2 separate regions of the Homo sapiens genome follow, and region 1 is linked to region 2. A link is an interaction called in ENCODE POLR2A ChIA-PET data of the cell type or tissue named here. Cell type or tissue: endothelial cell of umbilical vein. All regions are shown on one strand. Each heading gives the region's core, and the rest is flanking DNA. Links, peaks and the distances in the headings are about the cores only. Region 1 has its middle 10 kb from the start of TLE6. Region 2 overlaps TMPRSS9 (transmembrane serine protease 9).

Evidence for each region. Peaks named below come from ENCODE experiments on the same cell type or tissue, not always from the same donor. Only the 100,000 strongest peaks of a DNase experiment are listed, where the experiment ranks them.
Region 1: POLR2A ChIA-PET joins it to region 2 with 8 read pairs; 3 of 35 experiments call an interaction of 5 or more read pairs at or near these places.

Annotation. Positions count from the first base shown.
Region 1 is chr19:2,959,163-2,975,345 of GRCh38, reverse strand. No RefSeq gene overlaps it. Among named protein-coding and RNA genes, the nearest start is that of TLE6, 10 kb to the left of the region's middle. In endothelial cell of umbilical vein, for the core only: no CTCF peak of the experiment used is centred there; a DNase peak (open chromatin) is centred at 3,185; H3K27ac peaks cover 2,500 bases.
Region 2 is chr19:2,403,473-2,413,666 of GRCh38, reverse strand. TMPRSS9 (transmembrane serine protease 9) reads right to left here. Exons shown (of 19, transcript NM_001395513.1): 8 at 8,122-8,293; 9 at 5,037-5,311; 10 at 3,273-3,409. Among named protein-coding and RNA genes, the nearest start is that of TIMM13, 19 kb to the left of the region's middle. In endothelial cell of umbilical vein, for the core only: no CTCF peak of the experiment used is centred there; no DNase peak of the experiment used is centred there.

The DNA.
Region 1 (16,183 bases), core at 1,730-4,229, 570 kb before region 2:
GCCAACATGCTGAAACCCTACCTCTACTAAAAATACAAAAATCAGCCGGGCACGGTGATGCACATCTGTAATCCCAGCTACTTGAACCTGGGAGGCAGAGGTTGCAATGAGCCAAGATGTCGCCATTGCACTCCACCCTGGGCGACAGAGTACTCTGCCTCAAAAGAAGAAAAGAGTTCATGACCAGCCTGGCCAACATGGCAAAACCCCATCTCTACTAAAAATACAAAGGTCAGCTGAGTGTGGTGGCAGACGCCTGTAATCCCAGCTACTTGGGAGGCTGATGCAGGAGAATCGCTTGAACCCGGGAGGTGGAGGTTGCAGTCAGCCAGGATCGTGCCATTGCACTCTAGCCTGGGCAACAAGAGTGAAACTCCATCTCAAAAAAAAAAAAAGAAGGGAGGGAGGGAGGGAAGGAAGGAAGGAAGGAAGGATCTCATTGAAGAGACCTCCCAACCCTCCCTTCCCTTCCCTATATTTCCCTTTATTTCCTCTTTTTTTTTTTAAACACAGGGCGAGGGGGAGGGGAGTCTCAGTACATTGCCCCGGCTGGTCTTGAACTCCTGACCCCAAGTGATCCTCCCACCTCCACCTCCCAAAGTACTATGGATTACAGGCATGAGCCACTGTGCCGCCACCGGGCCTGTATCTCCCTTTCTTATTTTATTTTTTTCCGAATGTGGTTTGGATTGCAGCTAATCTTGTAATCTCAGTGGCTCCTGTGGCGGGAGCCTCCCACGATAGCTCTAAGCCCTGCATGTTCTAAATGCAGAGAATGCTGTCAGGATTCTCCTACAGAGACGCCTCCCATCCTCTGACCTCCCCATGTGACACAAATGCCCGATAGGTCTGCTGACTTCAGATCCAAACCCAGCCAGAGAAACTCTTCCCTGTTTTCTGTTCTGTGCTCTCTCGCTGCGGGGAACTGAGGGTTTCAATGCTGGGACAAGTAGCCCCCAGAGGTGGTGATGTGCACACGTGACTTGGGTTTTGCAGCTGGTCCATGGAGAACAAAGGGAGGGGCCGTCATGAAAGACCTGCAGAAAAGCTTCCCACCCACGAACCCTCCACTGTCCCATAATTATTATTTTTTAATTTTTATTACTTATTTTTTTGAGACAGAGTCTCTCTCTGTCCCTCAGGCTGGAGTGCAGTGGCGCGATCTTGTCTCACTGCATCCTCCACCTCCCAGGTTCAAGCGATTCTCCTGCCTCAGCCTCCCAAGTAGCTGGGACTACAGGCGCCCGCCACCACACCCGCCTAATTTTTGTATTTTTAATAGAGATGGAGTTTCACCATATTGGCCGGATCGGTCTCAAACTCCTGATCTTGTGATCCACCTGCCTTGGTCTCCCAAAGTGCTGGGATTACAGGTGTGAGCCACCACGCCTGGCTATTATTATTATTTTTTTGTGACAGAGTCTTGCTCTGTCGCCCAGGCTGGAGTGCAGTGGCACGATCTTGGCTCACTGCAACCTTTGCCTCCTGGGTTCAAGCGATTCTTCTACCTCAGCCTCCTGAGTAGCTTGGATGACAGGCGCCCGCCACCACACCACCTCCAGCTAATGTTGTATTTTTAGTAGAGATGGAGTTTCACCATGTTGGCCAGGATGGTCTCAAACTCCTGACCTCAAGTGATCCACTCATCTCGGCCTCCTAAAGTGCTGGGATTACAGGCGTGAGCCACTGCACCCAGCTGCATAATTAAAGTGTGTTTTATTTATGGTCCAGCCTCCTAATATGGGCTTTGCTTTTTCCCCTCCCTCTGATTGTAGACTTTCAGCTGGGCACGTTGCTTTATCCAAGACTCACAGGGTTGTCTCACAGGGTATCCAGTAAGCACATGTGGCTATTTAAGTTAAAATTAATTAAAATGAAATACAATTTAAAATTCCATTCCTCAGGCACCCTGCCCGCATGTCAGGCGCTCAGTCGTCACTGGCGTCTGGGGGTCACCGTACTGGACAGCGAAGATCTAGAACATTCTGTCATCACAGAAAGTCCCAGTGGACAGCACTGATTGGAGGCTCCTAGGAAAGAGAAATTCCTCCAGGGTCCATGTAGAAATCGGAAGCACATTTTCAGTAGTCATTCCATTTCTACTCTTTTTTTTTTTTGAGAAGGGGTCTCACTCTGTTGCTCAGGCAGGAGTGCAATGGTGCAACCTCAGCTCACTGCAACCTCCACCTCCCGGGTTCAAGCGATTCTTCTGCCTCAGCCTCCTGAGTGGCTGGTATTACAGGCACGTGCCACCACACTCGGCTAATTTTTGTATTTTTAGTAGAGACAGGGTTTCATCATGTTGGCCAGGCTGGTCTCGAACTCCTGACTTCAGGGGATCCACCCCCACCTCGTTCTCCCAAAGTGTTGAGATTACAGGCCTGAGCCTTTTTTTTTTTTTTTTTTTTTGAGACAGGATCTCACTCTTGCTCAGGCTGGAGTGCGGTGGCACAATCTTGGCTCCCTGCAGTCCCAACCTCCTGGGCTCAAGCAGTCCTCCCGTCTCAGCCTCCCAAATAGGTGGGACCACAGGTGCTTGCCACCCAGCACACCCAGCTCATTTTTGTATTTTGTAGGGACAAGGTCTTCCTGTGTTGCCCAGGCTGGTTTTGAACTCCTGGGCTCAAGCGATTCTCCTGCCTCAGTCTCCTAAAGTGCTGGGATTACAGGGGTGAGCCACAGAGACTGGTCCATTCTGTTTCCCCCTGCCTTTTTTTTTTTTTTTTTTCCGAGATGGAGTCTCGCTCTATCACCCAGGCTGGGGTGCAGTGGTGTGATCTTGGCTCACTGCACCCTCTGCCTCCCAGGTTCAAGCAATCCTTCTGCCTCAGCCTCCTGAGTAGCTGGGATTACAGGTGTGCGCCACCATGCCCAGCTAATTTTTGTATTTTTAGTAGAGACAGGGTTTTGTATTTTTAGTAGAGACAGGGTTTCACCATGTTGGTCAGGCTGGTCTCGAACTCCTGACCTTGTGATCTGCCCACCTTGGCCTCCCAAAGTGCTGGGATTACAGGCGTGAGCCACCAGCGTGGCCCATTTCTCCCTGATTTAAAACCCCCGTGAGTGGGGTTGGAGGGAATTCCCTGGAGTGTGGTCACCCTGGGTCCTTCCCTTTGGCTGTGCCCTGGCCACTCCAGCCCAGCCAGCAGGGAGCAATTTCCCTTGACCCCTCAGGGAGGAGACAGATGACACAGCAGACAGGAAGGAAGGAAGCCAATATTTCCTCCTTGTTCTTGGCTTTTGAGTTGTTTGGTTGACTTGGAAACTCAAAGTCTAGAAGGTTTGAGACAAAAGGCATTTGCATTCCAAATACTTTGGAGTTTTTGTTTTACACAAGCAAACTACCTTGCTGGGTGCCGTGGTTCATGTCTGCAATGCCAGCACTTTGGAAGGCCAAGGCAGGACGATCGCTTGAGCCTAGGACTTCAAGACCAGCCTGGGCAACAAAGTGAGACCCCATTTCTATAAAAAATAAAAAATTAGCCAGGCACGGTGGCACACACCTGTCGTCCCAGTTGCTCGGGAGGCTGAGGTGGGAGGATCACTTGAGCCTGGGAAGTTGAGCCTGCTCTGAACCGAGACTGTACCACTGCACTCCAGCCTGGGCAACAGAGCAAGACCCTGTGTCGAAAAAAGAATTGCGGCCAGGCGCAGTGACCCATGCCTATAATCCCAGCACTTCGGGAGGCTGAGGCGGGTGGATCACCTGAGGTCAGGAGTTTGAGACCAGTCTGGCCAATATGATGAAACCCCACCTCTACTAAAAACTCAAAAATTAGCGGGGCACGGTGGCAAATGCCTGTAATCCCAGCTACTCAGGAGCCTGAGGCAGGAGAATCTCTTGAACCCGGGAGGCAGGGGTTGCAGTGAGCCAAGATTGTGCCACTGCACTCCAGCCTGGGAAAGAAAGAAAGAAAAAAGAGAATTGCTTGAGTAGATCCTGAATTCCAGCAGAACAGCTGACACCAGCTAGTGTGAAGGCCCCCAGAGAGGAGCAGGATGAGCATGAGAACATAGCTTCTCCCTCCCCCGTCCCAGAACTTCACCCTGCACTCTTCAACCAGTCAACAGGCGCCACACTCCAAAACTTTTTTTGTTCGTTTGTATGTTTCAGACAGAGTTTCATTCTGTCCCCCAGGCTGGAGTGTAGCGGCATGATCTCATCTCACTGCAACCTCTGCCTCCCAGGTTCAAGCAATTCTCCTGCCTCAGCCTCCCGAGTAGCTGGGATTATAGGCACTTGCCACCATGCCCGGCTAATTTTTGTATTTTTAGTTGGTGGGGGGGAGTCTCACCATGTTGGCCAGGCTGGTCTCGAACTCCTGACCTCAGGTGATCTGTCTGCCTCAGCTTCCCAAAGTGCTGGGATTACAGGCGTGAGCCACCATCCCTGGCTTTTTTTTTTTTTTTTTTTTTTTGAGACGGAGTCTCGCTCTGTCACCCAGGCTGGAGTGCAGTGGCGCCATCTCGGCTTACTGCAACCTTTTGTCTCCCGGTTTCAAGCGACTCTCCTGTTTCAGCCTCTCAAGTAGCTGGGATTGCAGGTGCCCGCCACCACGCCCAGCTAATTTTTGTATTTTAAGTAGGGACGGGGTTTTCCCATGTTGGGCAGGCTGGTCTCCAGCTCCTGACCTCAGGTGATCCGATCCACCCACCTCGGCCTCCCAGAATGCTAGGATTACAGCCGCAGGCCACCATGCCTGGCCCTGTTCTTGTTTTTTTAGAGATGGAGTCTTGCTCTATTGCTCTGGTTGGAGTGCAGTGGTGCAATCATAGCTCACTCAGCTGTGACCTCCTGGGTTCAAGCGATCCTCCCACCTCAGCCTTTTGAGTAGCTGGGACTACAGGCGTACACCACCATGCCTGGCTAATTTTTAAATTTTCTGTAGAGATGAGGTCTGGCTATGTTGCCCAAGCCAGTCTTATACAGCTGGGCTCAAGCAATCCTCCTGCCAGGGCCTCCCAAATTGTTGGCATTACAGGAATGAGCCTGGCCTGCTTAAGCAATTCTTAAACAGAAGTATTTTGCTTCTAACGTCAGAGATGGTATCTATGTGGTGCAAATGGTCAGTGTCTAGTGCAATGTGCTTTTCTGTTACAAGGAAGCAGGTCAGAGTGCAGCCAGATTAATGCTTCATTTTAATTTTAATTTTTTATTTTTTGAGATGGAGTTTCGCTCTTTTTGCCCAGGCTGGAGTGCAGTGGTGCAGTCTCGACTCACTGCAACCTCCACCTCCCGGGTTCAAGCAATTCTCCTGCATCAGCCTCCCTAGTAGCTGGGATTACAGGCGCCCGCCACCACGCCCGGCTAATTTTTTGTCCTTTTAGTAAAGACAGGGTTTCACCATGTTGGTCAGGGTGGTCTCGAACTCCTGACCTCAGGTGATCCACCTGCCTCGGCCTCCCAAAGTGCTAAGATTACAGGCGTGAGCCACCAGGCCCAGCCTAATGCTTAATTATAACTATATGTCTGTACATAATTCTTTTTTTTTTTTTTTTTTTGAGATGGAGTCTCGCTCTGTCACCCAGGCTAGAGTGCATTGGCACAATCTCGGCTCACTGCAACCTCCACCTCCCAGGTTCAAGGAATTCTCCTGCCTCAGCCTCCTAAGTAGCTGGGACTACAGGCGCCTGCCACCACGCCTGGCTAATTTTTTTTTATTTTTAGTAGAAACGGGGTTTCACCATCTTGGCCAGGCTGGTCTCGAACTCCTGACCTTGTGATCCACCCGCCTCGGCCTCCCAAAGTGCTGGGATTACAGGCGTGAGCCACCGCTCCCGGCCAATCTGTACAGAATTCTTGTTAACCCTGTGAGGACAGCTTCACCCCCACCCTCAGGCTCCACACCAACCCCCTGTCACAGGAAGAGTGAGTTTGTGGAAGTGGCTAGGATTGATGAGGTTTGCCTCCTGCCACCTGGTAGAAAGAAGCTGATATTTGTTTTCTGTAGCTGCTGTAACAGATGACTGCAAACCAGGTGGCTTCAGACAACAGAAATGTATTTTCGCACAGTGACGGAGGCCAGAATCGAGGTGTGGGGAGGGCCACTGTGCTCCCTCTGAAGGCTCCAGGGGAGGGTCCTCCCTGCCTCTTCCAGTTTCTGGTGGCGGCCAGCAGGCTTTGGTGTGACTTGGCTTCACTCCAATTTCTGCTTCCATCACTGCTTGGCTTTCTTCCCTGTTTGTCTCTGTGTCTGTGTCCAAATTTCCCTCTCCTGATAAGAACGCCAATTATTAGATTTAGGAGCTGCCTTGAGAATCGCTTGAACCCGGGAGGCGGAGGTTGCAGTGAGCCGAGGTGGCGCCACTGCACTCCAGCCTGGGTGAGGGAGTGAGACCCTGTCTCAAAAAAAACAAAAAACAACAACAACAACAACAAAAAAACAACAGATTTAGAAGCTGTCTTAATCCAATGTGACCTCATCTTAACTAATCTTTTTTTTTTTTTTGACTCGGAGTCTTGCTCTGTCGCCAGGCTGGAGTGCAGCGATGTGATCTCGGCTCGCTGCAACCTCCGCCTCCCAGGTTCAAGCGATTCTCCTGCCTCAACCTCCCCAGTAGCTGGGACTACAGGCGCCCGCCACCACCACGCCCAACTAATTTTTGTATTTTTAGTAGAGATGGGGTTTCACTCTGTTGGCCAGGATGGTCTCCATCTGTTGCCCTTGTGGTCTGCCTGCGTTGGCCTCCCAAAGTGCTGGGACTCCAGGTGTGTGCCACCATGCCCGTCTAATTTTTGTATTTTTTTGCCGAGGGGAGTGTTGGCGTGTTGCCCAGTCTGGTCTCAAGCTCCTGGCCTCACGTGATCCACCCACCTTGGCCTCCCAAAGTGCTGGGAGTACAGGAGTGAGCCACTGCATTCGGCCATAACTAATCATATCTGCAATGACCCTATTTCCAAATAAGGTCGCATTCCCAGGTACAGGGGATGGAGGGGGCTTTTGGACTTCAACAGATATTTTTGGGGGACAAAGTTCTACCCACTACAAGGCTCAAAAAAGAAACTGTCAACCTAAATAACAAACAAGGAGAAGCTCTCTAAAACAAAAGGATATTTATTTGGAAATAGGGCTTTGCAGTGCTATAGTAAGTAAGCTATGCACATACTGAGGGAGGTAATAGAAGACAAAGATTTCTAAAGGAGAATTGAGGAAGATGACGTAACTATTTTGAGGTAATTATCCTTCGCTACAAGGATCAATAACAACGGTAGGCCAGGCACGGTGGCTGACGCGTGTAATCCCAGCACTTTGGGAGGTTGAGGTGGGCAGATCACCTGAGGCCAGGAGTTCAAGATCAGCCTGGCCAACATGGAGAAACCCCATCTCTGCTAAAAATACAAAAATTAACCGGGCATGCTGGCGCCTGCCTGTAATCCTAGCTACTTGGGAGGCTGAAGCACAAGAATCACTTGAACCCAGGAGGCGGAGGTTGCAGTGAGCTGAGATCACACCACTGCACTCCAGCCTGGACGACAGAGTGAGACCCTGTCTCAAACAAACAAACAAACAAAAAACAAGGATAAAGCTGGTCTTGTTGAAAAGATGTCCTGTAGAATAAGGTTGTGACGGGAAGTTTGATGCGGCCAGGCGTGGTGGTTTACGCCTGTAATCCCAGCACTTTGAGAGGCTGAGGCAGGCGGATCACGAGGTCAGGAGATCCAGACCATCCTGGCTAACACAGTGAAACCCCGTCTCTACTAAAAATTTAAAAAATCAGGGCTGGGCGCGGTGGCTCACACCTTTAATCACAGCACTTTGGGAGGCCGAGGTGGGCGGATCACGAGGTCAGGAGATCGAGACCATCCTGGCTAACACGGTGAAACCCTGTCTCTACTAAAAATACAAAAAAAATTAGCCGGGCGTGGTGGTGGGCGCCTGTAGTCCCAACTACTCAGGAGGCTGAGGCAGGAGAATGGCGTGAACCCAGGAGGCAGAGCTTGCAGTGAGCCGAGATCCTGCCACTGCACTCCAGCCTGGGCAACAGAGCGAGACTCCATCTCCAAAAAAAAAAAAAAAATCAGCCGGCATGGTGGCGGGTGCCTGTAGTCCCAGCTACTCGGGAGGCTGAGGCAGGAGAGTGGCAGACGGAGCTTGCAGTGAGCCAAGATTGCGCCACTGCACTCTAGCCTGGGTGACAGAGCGAGACTCCATCTCAAAAAACAAAAAGAAAAAAGGAAGTTTGATGCAAATTTTTGGGGTTTGCAGCCTTTTATTTTTTTCTTTTATTTTTTTGAGACAGGGTCTCATGCTATTGCTCAGGTTGGAGTGCAGTGGCCCCATCATGGCTCACTGTTGCCTCAACCTACGAGGCTTAAGTCATCCTCCCACCTTAGCCTTCTGAGTAGCTGGGACTACAGGCATGTGCCACCACGCCTGGCTATTTTTTATTTTTTATTGTTTTGTAGAGGCAGAGTCTGGCTGTGTTGCTCCGGCTGGCCTCAAACTCCTAGGCTCAAGTGATCCTCCTGTCTCGGCCTCCCAAAGTGCTGGGATTACAGGTGTGAGCCCCGTGCCCGGCATGCAGTCTTTTGTGATATTTTCTTGTTATCAGGCATCCATGCATGAGAACGCACTATTCAAAGCTGTCCCTGGCTCTATTTGTCACTTTGCTGTTGTTGTTGTTTTTTTGTTTTTAGACAGAGTTTCACCTTGTCACCCGGGCTGGAGTACAGTGGCGCGATCTCGGATCACTGCAACCTCTGCCTCCTGGGTTCAAGTAATTCTCATGCCTCAGTCTCCTGTGTAGCTGGAATTATAGACACCCGTCACCACGCCCAGCTGATTTTTTTTGTAGTTTAGTAGAGACTGGATTTCACCATGTTGCCCAGGCTGGTCTTGAACTCCTGAGCTCAGGCAATCTGCCAATCTCTGCCGCCCGAAGTGCTAGGATTACAGGCATGAGCCACTGCACCTGGCGTCACTTTTTTTTTTTTTTTTTGAGACGGAGTCTCGTTTCGTCGCCCCAGCTGGAATGCAGTGGCACAATCTCGGCTCACTGCAAGCTCCGCCTCCCGGGTTCACACCATTCTCCTGCCTCAGCCCCCCAGTAGCTGGGACAACAGGTGCCCGCTGCCACGCCCGGCTAATTTTTTGTATTTTTAGTAGAGATGGGGTTTCACCGTGTTAGCCAGGATGGTCTTGATCTCCTGACCTTGTGATCCGCCTGCCTCGGCCTCCCAATGTGTTGAGATTACAGGCGTGAGCCACCGCGCCCGGCCTTTTTTTTTTTTTTTTTTTTTTTTTTTAACACAAGTCACTCCATTTTGATTCTGACAACTTTCTTTTTTTTTTTTTTCTTTCATACGGAGTCTCGCTCTGTCTTCCAGGCTGGAGTGCAATGGCATGATCTCGGCTCACTGCAACCTCCGCCTGCCGGGTTCAAGCGATTCTCCTGCCTCAGCCTCGCAAGTAGCTGGGACTACGGGTGCACTTCACCACACCTGGCTAATTTTTGTATTTTTAATAGAGACGGGTTTCACCGTGTTAGGATGGTCTCGATCTCTTGACCTCATGATCCACCCGCCTCGACCTCCCAAAGTGCTGGGATGACAGGTGTGAGCCACCGCACCCAGCCTGATTCTGACGACTTTCATATGAGTAACTATAACAACTCAATGTTTTCATCAACCACTAAATCCCATTTTACATAGGAGGAAATTAAGTCCCAGAGAAGCTAAGTGACCTACTTAGGACCACACAGTTGCTAAGTAAACTAGGATTTTATCCCAGGCAGTCTTGCTCCAGGAGGTATTCCCATAACCCTTACGCCATCATAGAGAGATCCAGTTAGGATCTGCTCAGGTAGTGGCATTAGACTGGACCTCCTCATGAACCCAAGCTTGGAGGAAGGGGCATCCACATCCACTCCAAAAGTGGGTTTTGAGGGCCAGGCACGGTGGCTCACGCCTGTAATCCCAGCACTTTGGGAGGCCGAGGTGGGCGGATCACCTGAGGTCAGGATTTCAAGACCAGCTGAGTCAACATGATGGAACCTCGTCTCTACTAAAAATGAAAAAACTAGCTGGGTGTAGTGGCGCGCACTTGTAATCCCACCTACTCGGGAGGCTGAGGCAGGAGAATCACTTGAACCCGGGAGGCGGAGGCTGCAGTGAGCCGAGCTCCCACCACTGTACTCCAGCCCGGGTGACAGAGTGAGACTCCACCTCAAAAAAAAAAAAAAAAAAAAAAGAAGTGGGTTTTGAATCTCCTGGACCTGGCTTTCCTCTCAAAAGAAATCCAGAGACATTAGTTAGCTATTGCTGTGTAACAAATTGCCCCTAAACTTGCTGGGCCATTTACACGAATTGTTGAAACAATCAACATTTATTATCTCACAGTTTCTGATGGTCCAGAATCAGGGGGCAGCTTTGTTGGTTCAACATAGGGTCACTGATGAATAATTATTCATGTTCAAGCCTCTATTTTTTTTTTTTTTTTTGAGACAGGGACTGAGACTCACAGGCTAAGTGCAGTAGGGTGATCACAGCTAACTGCAGCCTCAAACTTCCAGGCCCGAGCGATCCTCTGGCCTCAGCCTCCTGCGTAACTGGAACTACAGTCCCCTGCCACCACGCCCAGGTAATTTTTGTTTGTTTTTGCAGAGACAGGGTCTCCCTATATTGCACAAGCTGGTCTCGAACTCCTGGGTGTTTGAGTCTTTCTTTATCCCCTCTTCAATCGAACACCCTCTGTCATCCAGAATTCAATTAACAAATCTCTTCTCAGTGATGTTTCTCTTATTGTATTTATTTATTTATTTATTTATTTATTTTGAGACCCAGGGTCTCTCTCTTTTGCCCAGGCTGGAGCGCAGTGGTGTGATCTTGGCTCACTGCAACCTCTGCCTCCTGGGTTCAAGTGATTATCCTGCCTCAGCCTCCTGAGTAGCTGAGATTACAGGGGCGCACTATCATGCCCAGCTAATTTTTGTTTTGTTTAGTTTTGTTTTTGAGATGGAGTCTCGCTCTGTCGCCCAGGCTGGAGTGCAGTGGCGCAATCTCGGCTCACTGCAAGCTCCGCCTCCTGGATTCACGCCATTCTCCTGCCTCAGCCTCCCAAGTAGCTGGGACTACAGGCACCTGCCACCATGCCCGGCTAATTTTTTTTTTTTTTTGTATTTTTAGTAGAGACGGGGTTTCACCGTGTTAGCCAGGATGGTCTCGATCTCCTGACCTCATGATCCGCCTGCCTCGGCCTCCCTAAGTGCTGGGATTACAGGCATGAGCCATCACGCCCAGTCTACTTTTTTTTTTAGTAGAGATGGGGTTTTGCCATGTTGGCCAGGCTGGTCTCAAACTCCTGACCTCAGGTGATCCCCCTGCCTCAGCCTCCCAAAGTGCTGGGATTACAGGTGTGAACCATCGCACCCAGCAGACACTTCTCTGATTTAAATCACTCCATCTTTCCCGAGTTTTCCTAATCGTCCCACCACCCTGTGATATTTTCTTGTTTGTTTCATTCTTCCTTGTCTGTCCTGGACGGGCTCTGTAAATTATTGCTAGAAGGAGATGACTGAGTGGGGAGAACTTTTTTTTTTTTTTAAGATGGAGTCTCGCTCTGTCGCCCAAGCTGGAGTTCAGTGGCGTGATCTCGGCTCACTGCAGTCTCCGTCTCCCAGGTTCAAGCAATTGCCCTGCCTCAGCCTCCTGAGTAGCTGGGATTACAGGTGCGCGCCACCATGCCCGGCTAATTTTTGTATTTTTAGTAGAGACAGGGTTTCACCATGTTGGCCAGCCTGTGCTTGAACTCCTGACCTCAAGTGATCCACCCGCCTCAGCCTCCCAAAGTGCTGGGATTACAGGAGTGAGCCACCGTGCCTGGCCAGAGTGGGGAGCACTTTAACCCACCCACATGCATGTTTTTTGGTGTCTGCTTTCCTTGGATGTCTCAGTTGCGAGGGTCCACGCTAGCTTTGCCCCTATGGCATGCCTGGGCCTGATGGGGCCCTGCACTTCCTCTGGACACTGGTTCCCATCAAGGCCAGTTATGGTAGCTCACACCCTCAGTCCCAGCTACTCTGGAGGCTGTGGCAGGAGGCTTGCTTGAGCCTAGGAGTTCGAGACCAGCTGGGCAACATAGCAAGATCCCATCTCTACAAAAAATAAATAAATAAAAAACAAAAAAAGAAAGTAAAGGATTGGAGTCTTTTGAAGGTCAAGCTGTGGATCGTAGTTTACATTTTACCCTTTAAGAACCATCCCCTCGGGCCAGGTGCAGTGGCTCAAGCCTGTAATCCCAGCACTTTGGGAGGCTGACGCTTGCAAATCACCTGAGGTCGGAATTTCGAGACCAGCCTGGCCAACATGGTGAAACCCCATCTCTACTAAAAATACAAAAATGAGCCAGGCATGGTGGTGCATGTCAGTAATCCAAGCTCCTTGGGAGGCTGAGGCAGGAGAATCGCTTGGACTTGGAAGGTGGAGGTTGCAGTGAGCCAAGATTGCACCACCACACTCCAGCCTGGGTGACAGAGGGAGACTCTGTCTCAAAAAAAAAAAAAAAAAAAGAAGGCCAGGCGCGGTGGCTCACGCCTGTCATCCCAGCACTTTGGGAGGCTGAGGCGGGTGGATCACCTAAGGTCAGGAATTCAAGCCCAGCCTGACCAACAAGGTGAAACCCTGTCTCTACTAAAAATACAAAAATTAGCTGGGCGTGGTGGTGGGCACCTGTAGTCCCAGCCACTCGGGAGGCTGAGACAGGAGAATTTCTTGAACCCAGGAGGCGGAGGCTGCAGTGAGCCGAGATCATGCCACTGTACTCCAACCTGGGCGATGGAGTGAGACTCCATTTAAAAAAAAAAAAAAAAAAGAAGAGAACCATCTCTTCCGGGCTTGGAGAGGGGATGTGGCTTCTCCTGGTTCCGTGGTCAAGAGACTCAACTCCCCCAGCTAATTGGTATAAATTTAGAACTGAGTGTGGCCACAGTTAGTTAAACAAGGCATTTTAGGCTATTGAGGGGAAATTCCCAGCTGCCCAATTCTTCATTCCAATCAGGACTCCTAAGTGAAAGGGATGGGTTCATCCCATTGAGACTCTCAAGGCAGGGAGGGGCTGTTCTGAATTGAACTTATGGTCTCTGCTACCCCCTACAGGTCAAATGTTATATGAGCGCTTCGTTGACGTAATTTACATAAGATGACGTCATACATTTAAAGCATATTGTTCAATGACTTTTAGCAAATGTGTCCAACTGCACAACCATAACCACAATCCAATTTTAGAAAATTTCCATCACTAGGCCGGGTGTGGTGGCTCACGCCTGGAATCTCAGCACTTTGGGAGATCGAGGCGGGCGGATCACGAGGTCAGGAGATCAAGGCCATCCCGGCTAACAGGGTGAAACCCCCGTCTCTACTAAAAATACAAAAAAATAAGCCGGGTGTGGTGGCGGGCGCCTGTAGTCCCAGCTACTCGGGAGGCTGGGGCAGGAGAATGGCGTGAACCCAGGAGGCGGAGCTTGCAATGAGCTGAGATGGCGCCACTGCACTCCAGCCTGGGCGACAGAATCCGTATCAAAAAAAGAAAGAAAGAAAGAAGGAAATTTCCCTCATCAGAAGAATGTTCCTCTTGTCTGTTTGTTGTTGTTTTCAGACGAAGTCTCGCTCTGTCGCCCAGGCTGGAGTGCAGTGGTGCGATCTTGGCTCACTGCAACCTCCGCATCCCGGGTTCAAGTAATTCTCCTGCCTCAGCCTCCTGAGCAGCTGGGATTACAGACAGGCGCCACCATGCCCGGATAATTTTTGTATTTTTAGTAGAGACAGGGTTTCACCATGTTGGTCAGGCTGGTCTCGAACTCCTGATCCGCCCGTCTCGGCCTCCCAAAGTGCTGGGATGACAGGCATGAGCCACCACGGCCGGCCTCTTCTGTTTTTGTTTCTCTTTTTGCAAAGATGGGGTCTCGCTGTGTTGCTCAGAGTGGCCTTGAACTCCTGGCCTCAAGCGATCCTCCCACCTCAGCCTCCCAAAGACTTTCATATCTTTAAGTCAGTGGTTCTTAAATTTGAGTGTGCATCACAATTACCTGGGGCGGGGGGTGTTAAAACTCAGATTGTGGACCCCCAACCTAAGACTTTTTCAGGCAGCAAATCTGGGCCTGGGGCCTGAAAACGTGCATTCCTAGCAAGCTCCCAGGTGACAATGCTGCTGCCGCCACTCAGGGAACCACGGTTTGAGAACCGCTACTCTCTTTTTTTTTTTTTTTTTGAGACGGAGTCTCGCTGTCTCCCAGGCTGGAGTGCAGTGGCGCGATCTCGGCTCACTGCAAGCTCCGCCTCCCGGGTTCACGCCATTCTCCTGCCTCAGCCTCCCAAGTAGCTGGGACTACAGGCGCCCGCCACCAGGCTCGGCTAATTTTTTTATGTTTTTAGTAGAGACGGGGTTTCACCGTGTTAGCCAGGATGGTCTAGATCTCCTGAGCTCATGATCCGCCCGCCTCAGCCACCCAAAGTGCTGGGATTACAGGCGTGAGCCACCGCGCCCGGCCAAGAACTGCTACTCTCAATACTAAAGCTCAGGCCGGGCACGGTGACTCTCGCCTGTAATCCCAGCACTTTGGGTGGCTGAGGCAGGAGGATCACTTGAGCCCAGGAGTGGCCAACATGGTGATCAGCCTGGCCAACACGGTGAAACCCACCTTTACTAAAAATATAAAAATTAGGGCCGGGCACGGTGGCTCACGCCTGTAATCCCAGCACTTTGGGAGGCGGAGGCAGGCGGATCATCTGAGGTCAGGAGTTCGAGACCAGCCTGGCCAACATGGCGAAACCCCGTCTCTACTAAAAATAAAAAAATTAGCCGGGAGTGATGGCGCGCACCTCTAATCCCAGCTACTCGGGAGGCTGAGGCAGGAAAATTGCTTGAACCCGGGAGTCGGAGGTTGCAGTGAGCCGAGATCGTGCCACTGCATTCCAACTTGGGTGACAAGAGCAAGACTCCATCTCAAAACGAAACAAAACAAAAATTAGCCGGGCATGGTCGCGCATGCCTGTAATCCCAGGTAGTCAACAGGCTGAGGCAGGACAATCTCTTGAAACTGGGAGGCTGAGGTTGCAGTGAGCCAAGATTGTGTCACTGCACTCCAGCCTGGGTTACAGAGCGAGACCTTGTCTAAAAAAAAAAAAAAAAAAAAAAAAAAAAAAACTAAAGCTCAGCGTTCTATTTTTGGATTTGCAATGGTGATTTTTGATTCCATGCAATAATAGAGGACGGAGCTTTGCTACACCCCCACCCTGCCCCCCATCTCGCTGCCCGCTCTCTGTCTTCTTATTTGAGACAGGGTCTTGCTCTGTTGCCCAGGCTGGAGTGCAGTGGCACGATCATAGCTCACTGCAGCCTCAACCTCCCAGGTTCAAGCAGTCCTCCTGCCTCAGCCCTGCCCAAGTAGCTGGAACAACAGGTGTGTACCACCATGCTCCCCTAATTTTTGTATTTTTTGTAGAGACTCAAAAAAAAAGTTAGGTAAGATCCCGTCCCTCCTCTGCTGATACTCATCCTATGGCCCCACTCACTCAGAGGCAAAACTGAAATCTTTGGAATGGCTTTTGAAGGGCCCTTGGGATCTTTTCTTTTCCTTTCTTTCTTTCTACAGAGTCTCGCTCTTGTCACCCAGGCTGGAGTGCAGTGGCACTATCTCAGCTCACTGCAACCTCTGCCTCCTGGGATCAAGTGATTCTCCTGCCTCAGCCCCCTGAGTAGCTGGGATTACAGGCACTCGCCACCACACCCAGCTAATTTTTGTATTTTTAGTAGAGATGGGTTTCACCATGTTGGCCAGGCTGGTCTTGAACTCCTGACCTCAGGTGATCCGTCTGCCTCGGCCTCCGAAAGTGCTGGGATTACAGGTGTGAGTTATCGCGTCTGGCCTGCTTGCTTGCTTGCTTGCCTGCCTGCCTGCCTGCCTGCCTCCCTCCCTCCCTCCCTCCCTTCCTTCCTTCCTTCCTTTCCTTCTTTCTTTCTTTTATTTCTTTTTCCTTCCTTCCTTCTTTCTTTTTTCTTTTCTTCCTTTTTTTTTTGACACAGGATCTTGCTCTGTTGCTGTGTTGTGGAGGCTGGAGTGCAGTGGTGCAATCATAACTCACTGCGACCTCCGCCTTCTGGGCTCAAGAGATCCTCCCACCTCAGCCTTCCAAAGTGCTGAGATTATAGGCATGAACCACTGCACCCAGCCGGGCTCAATTTTTGCA
Region 2 (10,194 bases), core at 7,610-10,109:
GGCAGCAGCCAGTCCAGACACCAGTGCTACGAGGCCCAAGAAGGAGCTCTGAGCTGGGACAGCCAGGACCTCTCTCCACACAAGCTCACAGAGCACCTGGGGCTGATCATTGACATCTCAGAACCTGTTTCCTCTTCTGTGGAGGAAAAAAAACAAAACCCAAGACAGTTGGACTATAGGATCTCTAAGATGTCTTTCAGTCCTACCTCTGGCAGGCCAAAACGTGACCCAAATAAATAACATCCCCTCCTCTTCTTAACTCAGTAGATCTTTGATAATGTCACCACTTGCTTAGGCTGGCAGTATGGCTGCCACGCGGGTGCCTCCATATATCTCACTGGTAGCTGCAGCATTGCTCCCAAAGTGCTCATCTGCTGTCACTCGTCCGGCCTCACCATTTTTTACCTTCCCATATCCAGTTCACCCTGACCCTTACGTTCTGTGTATCGTTTTTTTGTTTGTTTTTGTTTTTGAGATAGAGTTTTGCTCTGTTGCCCAGGCTGGAGTGCAATGGCGTGATCTCGGCTCACTGCAACCTCCTCCTCCCAGGTTCAAGCAATTCTCCTGCCTCAGCCTCCCAAGTAGCTGTGATTATAGGCACGCATCACCACGCCCGGCTAATTTCTTGTATTTTTAGTAGAGACGGGGTTTCACCATGTTGGCCAGGCTGGTCTTGAACTCCTGACCTTAAGTGATCTGCCCACCTCAGCCTCCCAAAGTGCTGGGATGACAGGCGTGAGCCACCGTGCCTGGCCGACTCTTACATTCTTAAACATGAGCCCTCTCATTAGTTCCTAGCATTTTCTCCAGATTCTGGTTTCAATATGGCAATCTAAGCACATGTAGCAGTCTCTCCCATCTTTTCCTCACCCACCAGGCCTTAGAAACAAGAGCAAAGGTATGCACAAGAAAGACAGGAATCCACAGCCATGCTAAAAAAATTAGGCAGGAGAGATCCCTGGTTGTGGACCAGAAACCATGAAGACTCACGAGAGGCTGACAGAGGAAGTGGCAGCCCAGCCCATGTGCAGAAGCTCAAGACACAAGAGAAAGCTTTCTCAAGAGGACCTGGGTTGGTTGGGGTAGAAAAGGGATTTGGGCAACCACAAAGGATAAATGAGACCAGGAGGTCTTTGGTCCCTTGAAAGGGTACATAGAATCCAAGAACACAAACTGTTAATGTCCCTCGCCAAGAGAAAGTGAATAGCAAATATAAGATCACGGCAAGAATTGAGCGACATTTTTAAATTTTCAATTTTGTTTGAGACGGCGTCTCACTCTGTCACTCAGGCTAGAGTACAGTGGCGTGATCTTGGCTTACTGCAACCTCCACCTCCTGGGCTCAAATAATCCTCCCACCTCAGCCTCTCAAGTAGCTGGGACTACAGGCATGCACCACCAAACCCAGCTAATTTTTGTTTTTGTTTTTGTTTTTGTAGAGACAAAAGTTTTGCTATGTTGCCCTAACTGGTCTCAAACTCCTGGCCTCAAGCGACCTGGCTGCCTCAGCCTCCCAAAGTACTGGGATTACAGGTGTGAGCCACTGCACCCAGCTTTTCATTCTTAAGCACCAGTTGAGGGATTCCAATCTCCATGAAATAAAGACACTCAGTTACAACAGAATAACTTACGTTTGCCTGAAATACAGTTAACCACAAATATAGAATATAGAAGAAACATAACGGATTAAATTACGATCCTCAGAGAAAAAGAAAGAAATGGTATCCACGAAACAAGAACAGGACACTGCAAACAAGACCAGGTGGCTGAAAGAAGAAAGAATGAGACACCTTGAAAACAAAAATTATAATTGTCGGCCGGGCCTGGTGGCTCACACCTGTAATCCTAGCACTTTGGGAGGACAAGGTGGGCAGATCACCTGAAGCCAGGATTTCGAGACCAGCCTGGCCAACATGGCGAAACCCTGTCTTTACTAAAAGTATAAAAATTATCCAGGCGTGGTGGTGGGCACCTGTTATTCCAGCTACTCGGGAGGCTGAGGCATGAGAACCACTTGAAACTGGGAGGTGAGCCAAGATGGTGCCACTGCACTCCAGCCTGGGTGACAGAGCGAGACAGTGTCTTAATTAAAAATACAAAAATTAGCTAGGTGTGGTGGCGCATGCCTATAATCACAGCTACTCTGGAGGCTGAGGCAGGAGACTCGCTTGAACCTGGGAGGCGGAGGTTGCAGTGAGCTGAGATCACACCACTGCACTCCAGCCTGGGTGACAGAGTGAGACTCCATCTCAAAAAAAAAAAAAAAGAAGAAGAAGAAAAAGAAGGTTCCAGGTATACAGCAGAAGCAGCTTTGGATGACCCCTGATTTTCTCTTTTTTTTTTTTTTTTTTTTTTTTTTTTTTTTTTGAGACAGAGTCTTGCTTTGTCGCCCAGGCTGGAGTGCAATGGCGTGATCTCAGCTCACTGCAACCTCCAGCTCCCAGGTTCAGATGATTCTCCTGCCTCAGCCACCCGAGGAGCTGGGATTACAGGCACCTGCCACCACGCCAGGCTAATTTTTGTATTTTTAGTAGAGACAAGGTTTCGCCATGTTGCTCAGGCTGGTCTCAAACTCCTGACCTCAAGTGATCCACCCGCCTTGGCCTCGCATAGTGCTGGGATTACAGGCGTGAGCCACCGTGCCCAGCCCTGGAACCTTCTTGAGTTGAGCCTGCAGCTCACTCATGGCCCAGCTGACCACCCAGGGGCAAAAGTCCACGGGGTTCCCATAGACCAACCCTTCCCATACAGACGGAGAGAATCTGATGCCCAGGGTATGTGCTGGCATCATTCATACAAGAGGTGTTTCTTGGGTGCCACGTTGTATCAGGCCCAGTGCTGGGAACAGTGTCTGTGTCCCCACACAAGTCCCGGTTTGGAGGGCAGCTGGGGGGGATTTACACAGGGACCCCATCATAGCCAGGGAGATTACTCAGGGACCCCAGGCTCTGTGGCACGCACCTGGGGCCCACTGGAAGGGAGCAGGGAGCCATGGAGGGCAGAGGAGGGATTGAAGTCAGGTTAGAGCTTCTGGAAGATCCTCTAAGCAGCACCTGCCTCTCAATCCCAACTGCTTTAAAATTCCTCAAGAACGGGCATCCAGATATCTGTGAATCGCCCAGCATTTGAACACGCTCGTGTCTGTGTTTTTCTGGGGTCTGGGGCGTTGGGGGCTCACAGCGGGCATCCAGATATCTGTGAATTGCTCAGCATTTGAACATGCTCGTGTCTATTTCTGTGTTTTTCTGGGGTCTGGGGCATCGGGGGCTCACCTGGCAGGAGTCCACCTTCCCGTCCAGGTAGCCAGCGCACACCATCCTGTCAGTGAGTGAATGGCCGTACAAGCTGGCACACAGTGCCTGGTCCAGCAGCTCCACAGTGGCTTTCTGCAGCACCTCTGGCTTGACCACTGGCCGAATGGGGAGAGAAAAGCAGGGTGAGAGTGCCGGAGCCCTGGCAGCCACTTTGAGCTGGGAGGCTGAAGGACAGCTCCTCTCCAAGCCTCCCTCAGTTTCCCCAGCTCCAAGCATGGCCACCTACAACACATGGCTCTGAAACTACAAAAGGTAAACACCCCACCTGGTAACACTCTCTGCCTGGACAAGGAAGAGGCATCAGACTTAACACCCCCAGCCCGAGGTCCTCATCTCCCTTCCGCAAGCTCCACCCCTCAGCATTCCCCATCTCAGGGATCTCAGGCCCCTCATTCCAGGTCCACAGTCCTCAAATTCCAAGTTGGCCTCAGGTCAGCCCCCAAATATACACAGAATCAGCCCCTGTCTCACGCCCATCCTTGCCCGGGTCATTATAGCTGTTCCCCACTCACTTCTCTTACTCTGGTCCCACCCCACTGAAATCCATTCCCAACCCGGCAGCCAGCACCACCCTTGCTAAATATTAAATCAGTCACATCAACCCCTGCCCTGCTGTCCTCCCACCCCAGGGCCTTTGCACATGCTGTTCCCGCTGTCTGAAATGCTTGTCCCTGCAGAATTTGCCTGACTTGCTCCTTCATCTCCTCTCTCCAGGAGGCATCTCCTGACCTCCCTATTTAAAGCTGCAGCTGCCACCCCCACCTTATTTTTCTCCACTGGATTCATTTCCCTCTGTCAGTCATCTTGTGGCTGATTGACAACCCCCTGGAACTACACCACCCAATATAGTAGCCACTGGCCACAGGTGACTATTTAGATGTGCATTTTAGTACATTAAGATCAATTTTTTTGGCCGGGTGAGGTGGCTCACACCTGTAATCCCAACACTTTGGGAAGCTGAGGCAGGAAGATCACGAGGTCAGGAGATCAAGACCAGCCCGGCCAACACGGTGAAACTTTGTCTCTACTAAAAAATACAAAAATAAAGTTGCCGGGTGTGGTGGTGCATGCCTATAGTCCCAGCTACTCAGAGGCTGAGGCAAGAGAATCGCTTGAACCCGGAGGCGGAGGCTGCAGTGAGCAGAGATCGCACCACTGCACTCCAGCCTGGGCAACAAGAGCAAAACTCCATCTCAAAAAAAAAAAAAAAAAATCGCAGTAGCATCGATGATGGGTTATAAATATATCTTAGCAAGCAGTGGAATTCGTGAATACAGAATCAGAGAATAATGCAGACCCACTGTGTTTTTCTGCATCATCATTATTATTATTATTATTATTATTATTATTATTATTATTATTTTGAGATGGAGCCTCCCACTGTCACCCAGGCTGGAGTCCAGTGGTGCGATCTTGGCTCAGTGCAACCTCCATCTCCTGGGTTCAAGCAATTCTCCTGCCTTAGCCTCCTGAGTAGCTGGAATTATAGGCACGCACCACCATGCCTGGCTAATTTTGTGTGTGTGTGTGTGTATTTTTTAGTAGAGACGGGTTTTCACTATGTTGGCCAGGCTGGTCTCAAACGCCTGACCTCGTGATCCACCCGCCTCGGCCTCCCAAAGTGCTGGGATGACAGGCGTGAGCCACCTCACCTGGCCCTTTTCTGCGTTATTTGCCCGCCTGCCTGCCTGAGCTCACTTGCAGGCCGAGGAAGATGCTTACGGAAGTCCTCCTTGAGGTAGCCCCAGCCTGAGATCAGGCACTTCTTGCTGGGTGGGAAGATGTGTGTGGCAGCCGGGAGGCACACGGGCTGGATGTGCCGGCCGAAAGGCAGAGGGCTGGTCAGCTCCAGCACAGCCACGTCAAAGTCGGCCGTGTCCGCGTTGTACAGGGGGTGCTTGACGATCTGGACCACCTGGGCCCGCACGGTGCTGGCCTCCGAGCCGCTGAGGTAGGTCGCACCCACGTAGGCCACCCACTTCGTCGGGTCTTGGAACCTGCAGGAGCAAACCCCAGCTCAGAAGCCACCGAGGGTCAGAGCCGTCGGGGGAGGCAGACGGGACACTCGCCTTGGGTGCAAAATGTAAGGGGTATCCCCCCACATTAATATTTATGAATAGTATTTATAAAAATCAGGCCAGACACAGTGGCTCATGCCTGTAATCCCACACTTTTGGAGGCTGAAGCGGGAGGATCACCTGAGCCCAGGAGTTCAAGACGAGCCTGGGCAACATAGCGAAACACAGTCTTTAAAAACAACAACAAAAAACAGGCCAGGTGCGGTGGCTCATGCCTGTAATCCCAGCACTTTGGGAGGCTGAGGCGGGAGGATCACGAAGGCAGGAATTCAAGACCAGCCTGGCCAAGATGGTGAAACCCCATCTCTACTAAAAATACAAAAATTAGCCGGGCATAGTGATGGGCGCCTGTAATCCCAGCCACTCAGGAGGCTGAGGCAGAGAATTGCTTGAACCCGGGAGGTGGAGGTTGCAGTGAGCTGATATTGTGCCACTGCACTCCAGCCTGGGCGACAGAGCAAGACTCTGTCTCAGAAAAAATATATATATATTAGCGGGGTGTGGCGATGTGCACCTGTGGTTTCAGCTCCTCAGGAGGCTGAGGTAGGAGGATTGCCTGAGCCTGGGAGGTTGAGGCTGTCATGAGCTATAGTGAGCTATCACTGCGCCACTGCACTCCAGCCTGGGCAACAGGTAACCTGTCTCAAAAAAAAAAAAAAAAAAAAAGAAAAGAAAAGAAAAAAATCACAGGTGCAGGAGAATGCATGATGCATGAAGTATCAACATTTTTGTTTTGTTTTGTTTTTTTGAGACAGAGTCTCGCTCTGTCTCCCAGACTGGAGTGCAGTGGCGTGATCTCAGCTCACTGCAACTTCCACCTCCCGGGTTCAAGTGATCCTCGTGCCTCAGCCTCCCAAGTAACTGGGATGACAGGTTTGCGCCCCCTATGCCCGACTAATTTTTTTGTGTGTTTTTAGTAGAGACAAGCTTTCACCATGTTGGCCAGGCTGGTCTCAAACTCCTGACCTCAAGTGATCCCCCCACCTCAGCCTCCCAAAGTGCTGGGATTACACTCATGAGCCACAAGCTCACTATAGCCTGTCCAAGTATCAACATTTTAAACAAAGACAGGATGAGACAGAGTTGGGATTAGGGTGAGGGGAGCCAGCCATGAGCCTTGGGCACAAAATTTAAAGAGTTGCCAAAAATCTCAGCCATCAAGATAAATGATATCGAGCCGGGTGCAGTGGCTCACACATGTAATCCCAGCACTTTGGGAGGCAGAGACGGGCAGATCACTTGAGGCCAGGAGTTCAAGACCAGCCTGGCCAACATGGCAAAACCACGTCTCTACTAAAAATACAAAAATTAGCCAGCCATGGTGGCGGGTGCCTGTAATCCCAGCTACTCGGGAGGCTGAGGCAGGAGAATCGCTTGATCCCGGGAGGTGGAGCTTACAGAGAGCCAAAACTGCACCACTGTACTCCAGCAGGGCGACAGAGTGAGACTCTGTCTCAAAAAAAAAAAAAGGATAATATCACGACAGAATATTTTAAAAAATCAAAGTGAATGCAAAAAATGTCCACAATGAGCAAAACATCAACAAAATGTCATTGGTCACCGAGAAATCCAAGTCAAAACCACAGGGAGATGCTACTTCACACCCACTGGCATGGCTACTCTCAAAAGAACAGCAAGTGGGCCAGGCACGGTGGCTCACGCCTGTAATCCCAGCACTTTGGGAGGCTGAGGTGGGCGGATCACCTGAGGACAGGAGTTCGAGACCAGCCTGGCCAACATGGCGAAAACCCATCTCTACTAATTATACAAAAAAAAAAAAATTAGCCAGGCATGGTGGCGTGCACCTGTAGTCCCAGCTACTTGGGAGGCTGAGGCAAGAGAATTGCTTTATCCCAGGAGGTGGAGGTTGCAGTGAGCTGAGATCGCACCACTGCACTCCAGCCAGGGCGACAGACTGAGACTCTGTCTCAAAAGAAAAAATAAAATAAAATAAAGAGGCCGGGCGCAGTGGCTCACGCCTGTAATCCCAGCGCTTTGGGAGGCCGAGGTGGGCGGATCACGAGGTCAGGAGATCGAGACCATCCTGACTAACATGGTGAAACCCCGACTCTACTAAAAATACAAAAAAAAATTAAATTAGCTGGGCGTGGTGGCGGGCGCCTGTATTCCCAGCTACTCGGGAGGCTGAGGCAGGAGAATGGCGTGAACCCGGGAGGCGGAGCTTGCAGTGAGCCGAGATCACGCCACTGCACTCCAGCCTGGGTGACAGAGCGAGACTCCATCTCAAAAAAAAAAAAAAGAAAGAAAGAAAGAAAAGAGGCCGGGCACGATGGCTCACACCTGTAATCCCAGCACTTTGGGAGGCCAAGGCAGGCAGATCACAAGGTCAGGAGATTGAGACCATCCTGGCTAACACGGTGAAACCCCGTCTCTACTAAAAATACAACAGGCGTGGTGGCGGGCGCCTGTAGTCCCAGCTACTCGGGAGGCTGAGGCAGGAGAATGGCGTGAACCCAGGAGGCGGAGCTTGCAGTGAGCCAAGATCGCGTCACTGCACTCCAGCCTGGACAACAGAGCGAGATTCTGTCTCAAAAAAAAAAAAAAAAAGAATGCCCTCAGATTCAACAACAGCAAAAGCAAGAAAGAAAGGAAAAGAAAAAATTACTTCCAGGGGCTCTAAGGAAACCAGAAGTGACGTCCCCAGTGCACGAGGGAAGGCAGGAGAAATACAGAGGGTTCGGGTTTGGTGCTTTGGGATGGGGGCTTACTCATTGAAGCAGTGAGCAGCAGACACCAGCCACCTGGCGTTGATGATGGCGGCCCCACAGAAGTGCTCCTTGTTCTCTCGAAGGCTGGCTTGCCACGGAAACTCCCCCGGGGATGCTTCCATGCCGCCCACGATCCTGCCGGCCATCCTCCAGGCAGGCTGCAAGCCACACTCTGCAAGACAGCAGGTCACCAGCCATGACCCCACGAAGGCAGGACCTCACCCTGAACTCCCAGAACATGCATCTCTGAGTCTCTCGTCTACAGTCCCTAAGTTCAAAGAGATGCTTGGGGGCCCCTCCTTGGCTTCCCTGACTCTTCTGGGGTCTCCCCATCCCTTCCTCTTCAACTCCTCGGCTGCCCCATCCTGGCACGTAGGTCAAGCATTCAAGGTCACGTGCACCAGTGAGTGGCAGAGAAAGGTCTCTATCTTAGCTGTGGGTAAGGGGCGATGACCCCACGTACATGTTTGTATAGGATATTGTGTCTGTCTGCTTATTTAGTCTACTTTTATGTCCTTCACAAAATTTTGTAATTCTATAATTATATATAATAATTATCATCACAGGCATGGCACGTTTGTAAGTTTAGTCTTTGATTTTTTTTTTTTTTTTTTGAGATGGAGTCTCGCTCTGTTGTCCAGGCTGGAGTGCAGTGGCGTGATCTCAACTCACTGCAAGCTCTGCCTCCCGGGTTCAAGGGATTCTCCTACCTCAGCCTCCTGAGTAGCTGGGATTACAGGCACCCGCCACCACACCTGGCTAATTTTTTGTACTTTTAGTAGAGCCGGGGTTTCACCAAATTGACCAGGCTGGTCTCGAACTCCTGACATCAAGTGATCTGCCTGCCTCGGCGTCCCAAAGTGCTGGGATTACAGGCCTGAGCCACGGCATCAGGCCTAGTCTTGATATTTTTTGTCACTACTGATCATGAAAGATATTTTTTCCTTTGTATCTTCTATCTTATTATTACTGTATAAAGCAAAATGACAGCTTTTTTTTTTTTGAGACAGAGTTTTGCTCTGTAGCTCAGGCTGGAGTACAGTGGCGTGATCTTGGCTCACTGTAACCTCCACCTCCCAGGTTCAAGGGATTCTCCTGCCTCAGCCTCCCAAAGTGCTGGGATTACAGGCGTGACCCACTGCACCCAGCCTTTATTCTAAATAGCTTTTTAGTCAATTTCTTGATTCATTTTATTTTACTCTTTCAGCTTCTCTCCTTCTGTTTGGATATTGATTTATTTTAGACAGACAATGATTTCAAATGAATTAAGATTTTCCTCTTCCTTTTCAATACTTAAACTGCTGTCCTTACCTTATTGCATGGGCTAGTATTTTTATAGAAACATTGGCTACTCTTCCAGCATTTTATTTATTTTTGAGACAAGGTCTCACTCTATTATCCAGGCTGGACAGTGCAGTAGTGCAATCATAGCTCACTGCAGCCTCAATCTACTGGGCTCAAGCAATCCTTCCACCTCAGCCTCCTGAGTAGCTGGGGCCACAGGCGCCCACCACCACGCTGGCTAATTTTTTTTTCTTTTTTTTTTTTTTTTTTGAGACAGAGTCTCGCTCTGTTGCCAGGCTGGAGTGCAGTGGCGTGATCTTGGCTCACTGCAAGCTCCACCTCCCGGGTTCACGCCATTCTCCTGCCTCAGCCTCCCAAATAGCTGGGACTACAGGCGCCCGCCACCACGCCCGGCTAATTTTTTGTATTTTTAGTAGAGAGGGGGTTTCACCGTGTTAGCCACGATGGTCTCGATCTCCTGACCTCGTGATCTACCTGCCTCAGCCTCCCAAAGTGCTGGGATTACAGGTGTGAGCCACCGTGCCTGGCCAATTTTTTTTTTTTTTTAGTAGAGATGGGGTCTCACTATATTGTCCAGGCTGGTCTGAAACTCCTGGCCTCAAGTGATCCTCCTGCCTTGGCCTCCCAAAGTGCTGGGATGACAGGTGTGAGCCACCGCACCCTGCTAATCTCTTACGGCATTTTAATTGTCTCTTTCCGTTGCTCACATCCCTGTGGCCACGCCCCACTGCTTATAGGACAGAGCTCCAGTTCCTGGTATTCAACACT